3 separate regions of the Homo sapiens genome follow, and regions 1 and 2 are each linked to region 3. Evidence: chromatin contacts called from ENCODE Hi-C or POLR2A ChIA-PET data. All regions are on one chromosome and are shown on one strand. The core of a region is the stretch at or near the end of the contact, and the rest is flanking DNA. Distances in the headings are between cores, read along the strand shown.

Evidence for each region. Hi-C counts contacts between places; a loop is a spot of excess contacts on that map. ChIA-PET counts read pairs that join two places held with the same protein, here RNA polymerase II (POLR2A). Pooled maps may share reads with other maps.
Region 1: a loop to region 3 is called in a map of CD8-positive, alpha-beta T cell, with 8 times the contacts of the local background. The contact joins the enhancer-like site here to the promoter of HACD3 in region 3. A Hi-C loop is called at or near these places in 1 of 168 maps with a recorded cell type or tissue (CD8-positive, alpha-beta T cell), 1 of 37 single-sample maps with no recorded cell type and 9 of 50 pooled maps. POLR2A ChIA-PET finds 5 or more read pairs at or near these places in 19 of 52 experiments (A673, AG04450, B cell and 13 more).
Region 2: a pooled map shows a loop between it and region 3 (4-fold over the local background). The contact joins the enhancer-like site here to the promoter of HACD3 in region 3. A Hi-C loop is called at or near these places in 6 of 50 pooled maps. POLR2A ChIA-PET finds 5 or more read pairs at or near these places in 3 of 52 experiments (Panc1, WTC11 and activated T-cell).

What each region holds. Positions count from the first base shown.
Region 1 is chr15:65,299,235-65,301,934 of GRCh38, reverse strand. No RefSeq gene overlaps it. Among named protein-coding and RNA genes, the nearest start is that of RNU5B-1, 4.1 kb to the left of the region's middle. RefSeq lists an enhancer at 229-744. Within about 2 kb of position 1,359, at least 3 of the 41 ENCODE cell types and tissues checked have a DNase peak (open chromatin) inside an H3K27ac peak, as active enhancers do; they include CD4-positive, alpha-beta T cell and CD8-positive, alpha-beta T cell, where a contact is called at or near this core.
Region 2 is chr15:65,383,952-65,386,651 of GRCh38, reverse strand. It overlaps IGDCC4 (immunoglobulin superfamily DCC subclass member 4), which reads left to right. Exons shown (of 20, transcript NM_020962.3): 17 at 1-101; 18 at 593-821; 19 at 1,537-1,698; 20 at 2,233-2,700. The coding sequence ends at 2,643. Among named protein-coding and RNA genes, the nearest start is that of IGDCC3, 7.3 kb to the right of the region's middle. RefSeq lists enhancers at 1,149-1,268, 1,289-1,338, 1,349-1,398, 1,273-1,884. Within about 2 kb of position 1,396, at least 17 of the 41 ENCODE cell types and tissues checked have a DNase peak (open chromatin) inside an H3K27ac peak, as active enhancers do.
Region 3 is chr15:65,529,123-65,531,822 of GRCh38, reverse strand. It overlaps HACD3 (3-hydroxyacyl-CoA dehydratase 3), which reads right to left and starts at 1,360. Exons shown (of 11, transcript NM_016395.4): 1 at 1,105-1,360. The coding sequence starts at 1,191. RefSeq lists a silencer at 1,278-1,497 and an enhancer at 2,536-2,700.

The sequences.
Region 1 (2,700 bases), core at 110-2,609, 230 kb after region 3:
GGTTACTGTAGCCATTCCTATTTGTTTTTGTTTTGATACACGTTCTGTCACCCAGGCTGGAGTGCAGGGCTGCAATCATAGCTCACTGCAGCCTCAAACTGCTGGGATTAAGCACCTCCTGCCTCAGTCACCCGAGTATCTGGGACTATAGTCTGCAAGCCACCACATTGGGCTAATTTTATTTTTTAATTTTTTGTAGAGATGGGGGTCTCCCTATGTTGACAGACATGTTGCCCATGCTGGTCTCGAATTCGTGGGCTCAGGGGATTCTCCCACCCCTGCCTCTGAAAGTGTTGGTGAGAGGTGACAGCGCGCTGGCAGCCCTCGTAGCCCTCGCTCGCTCTCGGTGCCTCCTTGGCCTCAGCGCCCACTCTGGCCGCGCTTGAGGAGCCCTTCAGCCCGCCGCTGCACTGTGGGAGCCCCTTCCTGGGATGGCCGAGGCCGGAGCCGGCTCCCTCAGCCTGCGGGGAGGTGTGGAGGGAGAGACACCGCAGGAACCGGGGCTGCGCACGGGGCTTGCGGGCCAGCTAGAGTTCCGGGTGGGCGTGGCCTTGGCGGCCCGCAGTCCGAGCGGCCGGCCGGCCGGCTCCGCCGACCCCAGACAGTAAGGGGCTTAGCACCTGGGCCAGCAGCTGCGGAGGATGCGCCAGGTCCCCCAGCAGTGCCGGCCCACCGGCGCTGTGCTGGATTTCTTGCCGGGCCTTAGCTGCCTCCCTGCAGGGCAGGGCTCGGGACCTGCAGCCTGCAATGCCTGAGCCTACCCTGCCCACCCGCCATGGGCTTCTGCGCGGCCGGAGCCTCCACGGACAAGTGCCGCCCCCTGTTCCACCGCGCCCAGTCCCATGGACCGCCCAAGGGCTGAGGAGTGCCGGCACACGGCTCAGGACTGGCAGGCAGCTCCACCTGCGGCCCCAGTGGAGGATCCACTGGACGAAGCCAGCTGGGTTCCGGAGTGTGGTGGGGACTTGGAGAATCTTTATGTCTAGCTAAGGGATTGTAAATACACCAATCAGCACTCTGTATCTAGCTCAAGGTTTGTAAATGCACCAATCAGCACTCTGTGTCTAGCTCAGGGTTTGTAAATACACCAATGGACACTCTGTATCTAGCTAATATAGTGGGGACGAAAACTTTTGTGTCTAGCTCAGGGATTGTAAACACACCAATCAGCACCCTGTCAAAACGGACCAATCAGCTCTCTGTAAAACAGACCAATCGGCTCTCTGTAAAATGGACCAATCAGCAGGATGTGGGTGGGGCCAGATAAGAGCATAAAAGCAGGCTGCCCGCTCCTGCTGCGGCAGGCAGGTGGGGTGTTTTCTTTGATACCGAGGTGGCTTTTTTTCTTTTGCTGTTTGCAGTAACTTGCTATTGCTGCTGCTACTGCTCCGTGCGTGGGTCTGGCCTATGAGCTGTAACACTCACCCTGAAAGTGTGTAGTTTCGCTCTTGAAGCCAGTGAGGCCGGAAACCAACTGGGAAGAAGGAACAACTCCAGATGTGCTGCTTTAAAGAGTTGTAATGCTCACCGTGAAGGTCTGTAGTTTCATTCCTGAGCCAGCAAGACCACGAACCCACCAGAAGGAAGAAACTCCGAATGCATCTGAAGGTCAGAAGGAACAAGCTCTGGATACGCCGCCTTTAAGAACCCTGAGATTCACCACGAGAGTCTGCGGCTTCGTTCTTGAAGTTAGTGAGACCAAAAACCCACCAATTCTGGACACATTGGGATTAAAGGTGTGCCACTGCGCCAGCCAGCGTTACGTCTGTTTTGATAGTCTTGCATGCTTGCTGTAGTTCACAATGTAAGGGGAAGTTAGAAACCCATTGAGATGCAAAGTTCTCACCATATGATAATAGCTACGTCTCATAGGACCTAGCAAGGGGTTAAGGGGTGGGTTCTCTGAGTACTGACCTCCCCCCGTATTGAGCCTTGGGAGAGAGTGTTTCCCTTTTCCTGGGCTTTAGGAGACATTTATTTGTTGGCCTGTACTGTGCTTCACTCTGGAAGGGTCCTGGATAGCTTTCACTGTTGAGAGAACTGAAAGGAGAGTTAACTTGTTTGTAGCTCTGTGAGTCTCCACAGAGGGTCATGGAGTTTCTACAATTTGTGAATCCGAAGCTTGGACTCACGTTGATCCGTTATTTATGATGTGGCTTGCACCTCAATTTCCAGCAACAATTCGTGCTAATTTAATTTAGGAAATAACTGGCTGGGCGCGGTGGGTCACGCCTGTTGTAATACCAGCGCTTTGGGAGGTTGAGGTTGGGGGGATCACCTGAGGTCAGGAGTTCAAGACCAGCTTGGCCAACATGGTGAAACCCTTTCTCTACTAAAAATACAAAAATTGGCGGGACGCAGTGGCATGTGCCTGTAGTCCCAGCTACTCTGGAGGCTGAAGCAGGAGAATCGCTTGAACCCGGGAGGCAGAGGTTGCAGTGAGCGAAGATCGTGCTACTGCACTCCAGCCTGGGTGCAGAGACTTTCGTCTCAAAAATATAATAATCCAGTGTGTATTTTATACTTAAGTACATCTCAATTGAGACTGGCCACATTTCAAATGCTCAATAGCCACATGTGGCCAGTGGTTGCCATATTGAACAGTATACTTCTAAATCCTTTTGGATCTTCTATGAAGATAATCATATGGACTGAGAATAATAATTTTTTCTTTTTTCACTCCTTATACTTTTCCCTCCC
Region 2 (2,700 bases), core at 147-2,646, 150 kb after region 3:
CTGGACATGCACTCAGTCACGGGCATCATCGTGGGTGTCTGCCTGGGCCTCCTCTGCCTCCTGGCCTGCATGTGTGCTGGCCTGCGCCGCAGCCCCCACAGGTGAGCAGGGGAGCCAGTCTGACTTCAGGGAAGGGAGACTTCCAGGAAGGGCTGCAGAATGGGCCATCAGGGAAAGTGGCCATGACTTGCCCTTGGCACTCCCAGGAGCCCCGTTAAAGTCAGGACTCTGGGATGAAGGAATCAGGGATGATGTCCTCCTGAGAATGGGGAGTGGACTTAGGGGAGCCCCAGCCTACCCTCCTCAGCAAGGCCAACAGAACTGCCTCACTCCCACTTCCTCTGTAGCTGCCAGCATCTTGGAAAGAGGGGCCCCAAATCTCCAGATGCCTGCAGCCAAGGGAAGAAGAGCCCTGTTTACAGCATCAGGCTGTTTTGAACAATAGCAGTTTTTCTTACTCATTGCACAGACCAGGAAAGCAAATCCCAGAGATGGGCAGGAACCTCCCCAGAGACATAGGCTGGACCAGATCCCAGCCCCGCCTGACCCCTTACTCTGACCGCTATGCCTTGTTTTCCGTCTTCCCTTCCAGGGAATCCCTCCCAGGCCTGTCCTCCACCGCCACCCCCGGGAATCCCGCGCTGTACTCCAGAGCTCGGCTTGGCCCCCCCAGCCCCCCAGCTGCCCATGAATTGGAGTCCCTTGTGCACCCCCATCCCCAGGACTGGTCCCCGCCACCCTCAGACGTGGAGGACAGGGCTGAAGTGCACAGCCTTATGGGTGGCGGTGTTTCTGAAGGCCGGAGTCACTCCAAAAGAAAGGTAAGTCAGAGCCCCACATTGCGGCTCTTTTCTAAATAGGACACCAGGGGGCGACAGAGCACAACGCGTGGCTATGCGAGCATGGCTCTACCTCCTCTTCGGAGCCGGCTGCGGACGCTAGGGCCTCTCTCCCTCCTCCACGGAATGGTTGGCTGTCAGGGAAGCACATGGGCCTCCATATCCCGGCGGAATAGGTCAGCTTGGTTCTCACGAAGGAAAGGGCCTCCCAGCAGGTGACCCAGGGTAGCCAGAACACCCAGCTCCCTCCTCATCCCTGGAGCTGGGGAGACCTCTGAGACCCAGACATCCCCGTGTGGGGAGAAGAGGCCAGTCGGCTTGGCTGTGGCCAAGTGGGACTGGGACCAGGATAAGGTGAGGCCTTCGCTGGGCTGGTCCCTTTCATGCTGGCAGGGGCGGCACATCCCACCCAACTCCGACCCGTCCTCCCTCACCCTCTCCCCGCCTGGCTCGGACACCGCGGGCTTTGCAGAGCGTCTGGTGTTCCGCTCCTCTGCAGGAGGACTCATCCTCAGATTACCCCGCTGACTCTGAGCCCTTTCGATGCTCCTCCCCAGAGCCTTGGAGAGGGAGAGAGCAGCGGGTGACAGTCTGGACCCTGCTCCCCCGCGGCCCATCCCAATTCCCTCCCCCGGGCTTCCCTCTCCCAGCCAATCCTGGTCGTGCCCCTTACTGTCCCCTTCTTTCCCCCGTGCAGATCTCCTGGGCTCAACCAAGCGGGCTGAGCTGGGCTGGTTCCTGGGCAGGCTGTGAGCTGCCCCAGGCAGGCCCCCGGCCGGCTCTGACCCGGGCCCTGCTGCCCCCTGCTGGAACTGGGCAGACGCTGTTGCTGCAGGCTCTGGTGTACGACGCCATAAAGGTCAGCGTCCTGGAAGGAAGGGGCAGGAAAGGAGGAAAGGGTCTCTGTGCTTGTGAAGAGGAAGTAATGAGTTCTCTGGAGACCCCTGGGTGGTAACTTTCCTGGGGATAGAAGTCTAGCCAGGAGACCCCTGGAGCCTCCAAAGGTTGAGTAGGTGGAGGGCAGGCCAGTTTGCAGGAACCTGTTTCAACCTGGGTTGAAAACAGCCCCTCCTCTACCCAGACCTAAGTGGGCCACAGCAGTTCCGTGGATCTGAGGGTGTGGCTGGCCTGAGTACGCTCAGCCCTTCCTCCTGTCCCCAGAGGCCCTGACTGAGTCTGGTACTCCTGAAACTCCTGGATGAGGGCAAATGGGAAGTATTCCATCATTCCCTGCCTTTGTATAGGTTCGAACAGTTCCTGTGTATCCTTCACCGACTCCCATGTGATACTTACTCTGATGGAGGGTCAGACTTTCTGCCCCACGTACGCTGGTCATTCTGATGATTACTCTCAGTAATGGTCACTTTGTCTTTGTGTTCTCTGCTCTGATCAGGGCAATGGGAGGAAGAAGTCACCCCCAGCCTGCAGGAACCAGGTGGAGGCTGAAGTCATTGTCCACTCTGACTTTAGTGCATCTAACGGGAACCCTGACCTCCATCTCCAAGACCTGGAGCCTGAGGACCCCCTGCCTCCAGAGGCTCCTGATCTCATCTCGGGTGTTGGGGATCCAGGGCAGGGGGCAGCCTGGCTGGACAGGGAGTTGGGAGGGTGTGAGCTGGCAGCCCCCGGGCCAGACAGACTTACCTGCTTGCCAGAGGCAGCCAGTGCTTCCTGCTCCTACCCGGACCTCCAGCCAGGCGAGGTGCTAGAGGAGACCCCTGGAGATAGCTGCCAGCTCAAATCCCCCTGCCCTCTAGGAGCCAGCCCAGGCCTGCCCAGATCCCCGGTCTCCTCCTCTGCCTAGCTCTTCCCAGAGGATGTGGTTTGGGGCAGGCAGGTATGGATCACATAGGATGCGATA
Region 3 (2,700 bases), core at 111-2,610:
AGGCCGAGACGGGTGGATCACCTGAGGTCAGAAGTTCGAGACCAGCCTGGCCAACATGGTGAAACCCTGTCGCTACTAAAAATACAAAAATTAGCCGGGCATGGTGGCACGCGTCTATAATCCCAGCTACTCGGGAGGCTGAGGCAGGAGAATCCCTTGAACCCGGGAGGCAGAGGTTGCGGTGAGCCGAGATCGCGCCATTGCACTCCAGCCTGGGCGACAAGAGCGAAACACCGTCTCAAAAAAAAGAAAAGAAAAAAAAAGAAAGAAAGAAAGAAAGAACCTTCCAGAATGAAAATTCCAGTTTCTCAAAGCCCAGAATCTTTAGTTTGGACAGAGACATGAGGATACACAGGTCCTGGAGTCTCCACTACTACGTGCCTTCAGCTTGCTTACATTAAGGGCCAAGGAGCTCAAACAGAAATGCTTAATGTAACTTAAGAACTTTTTAAGTTCTCTGTGCAACTCAGCAAACCTGAGCTCACAACCTTCAGAACAGAGGGGGAAATCACTTCCTCCAGCTCTTGTGAATTTTAAAATTAAAAGTAATGAGAATGATTTCCATCACTGAACGGTTGCGAGGTGGGTGTGGCCCCCCACCCCTCCCCCTCCCCCACCTCCGGCAGCGCCCAGCCTCAGTAACGTCCGAGGGGCCTGGCTGGACCTCTCAGGCCAGCGGCAGGCATTCAGCTACGGCCCAGCAAGCCGCTGTCACAACCGCACCCCTGACCCAACAAGCTCATCCCACATCTCGAAGGGCCCCAGCCAACTCGAACCCCGACGGCCAGGCAGCCAGGGCCGGGCCTGGGCTCCATGAAGGCCGCCGACTGCGAACAAAGAAGAGGCCCGGGGTAGCCTGAGAGGCCCAGGCCGAGCTCTCTGGGGACCCGAAGGTTCCTGCAGCCCTCGGGGGGTTGTGCCCCCGGCCCGAGATCTGCAGATGAGCCTCGAAAAGCGCCAGCACGCCGTAAGCGCACCGCGTCGCCGACCTTGTTGGCGCACTGCAGGCTCTCCGGCGCGCACGCGGACAAAGGGGGCAGGGGTCCTGGCGGGTACCCGGAGCCGCGATCCCGCGCGCTTCCCGCCGCCCGACCCGGCCTTTACCTGTACGTCACTCAGCTCCACGCGCAGATATAGCTCGCGGTGTCGCTGAGCCCAGTAGACATGCGGCGTCAACACCTGATTCTCCATGGCCACACTGCCCAGGGCGCGGGGAGGCTAGGCTCGCTGCGCCTCGCTGCCTCAGGTAGTGCTCTGCTGGCGCGAGCAGAAAGCAGGCCTCAAACCCTAGCGCTCCTGAGCGCCTGCAACCCGGCACCTCGAGATACCCCACGCTCGCGGGCCGCGCCTGCGCAGTGACGCGCCGGGATGGCGGCGGCGCCAGCAGCGGGCCTTGGCGCGAGCCGGGCGGGGGCGGGGCGCAGGCGGGATAGGGGCAGGCCGGGGCACAGAGACGCCGCAGCTCGCCGCGGCCGCCTAGGGAATTGGAATCAGCGGGTGGTCTGCTCTCCCCACTCGTCTTCAGGGACATGCTTTAAAATAAGCTTTAAAATAAAAAAGGCTGGAGACTTATGGGGGACCGATCAGCCTGGAAAAGGGTTTGGGACTGGTGTCTCTGGACGGTCCTTCGCATTCTGTTTACTGAGTACCTACTGTGTGCCTGGGTTTCAAAGCTAAACACTGGAACAACAGAAGTGAGACACAGTCCCTTCTGTCTTAGAACTCCCAGCCTATTAAAAGATGCAAGTAATTACAGATGAAATGAGGATAATAATGGTGATAGGGGACATGGTGTGGGAGCAGCGTGGAAGAGCGTTCCAACAAGGGAAAATAAAGACCAGGGCAGCGCTGCCCAATAAAACTGTAGGTGATGATGGAAATATTGCACATTGCGCTCTTTAATACGGTAGCCACTAGCCACATGAGGCTTTTGAGTACTTGAACTGAATAACCGAATTTTCAATTTTACTCACTTCTGTTTTTTTTTTGTTGTTGTTGTTGTTTTGTTTTGAGACGGAGTTTCTCTCTTGTTGCCCAGGCTGGAGTGCAATGGCGCGATCTCGGCTCACCGCAACCTCTGTCTCCCGGGTTCAAGTGATTCTCCTGCCTCAGCCTCCCGAGTAGCTGGGATTACAGGCATGCGCCACCGGCTAATTTTGTATTTTTAGTAGAGACGAGGTTTCTCCATGTTGGTCAGGCTGGTCTCGAACTCCCGACCTCAGGTGATCCGCCCGCCTTGGCCTCCCAAAGTGCTGAGATTATAGGCGTGAGACACCGCGCCCGGCCAACTTTATTCACTTCTAATTTAAACTTAAATATCCATATTTTTGGTGGCTATTCTATTGGACAGTGCAGGAGACTGTCTCAAAAAAATAGGAAACTCAAACTAGAGACAACACTCATTTATGTCTTACTTAAGCTGTCTTGTCTGTATCGGGTTTCATCCCCAAGTTCTTCTGCAGAGAAGAATTTAATGGGAAGAAATATTTATATGAAAACTAGAACTCTGGGACAAAAATGGAACTCATATTCAATCCTGTTAGCTCCCATTTATTTAGCAAAGTGATTCTATTAGCACCCGTTTGTTTAGCAGAGGGATCTAACGCTGAAAACAAATTCTGCTAGCTCTCTGGAAACATTTAGCTCAAGAGTGGACAGAATAAAATATAGAGAGTTTTCATATAATGAATGTGCTGAGCT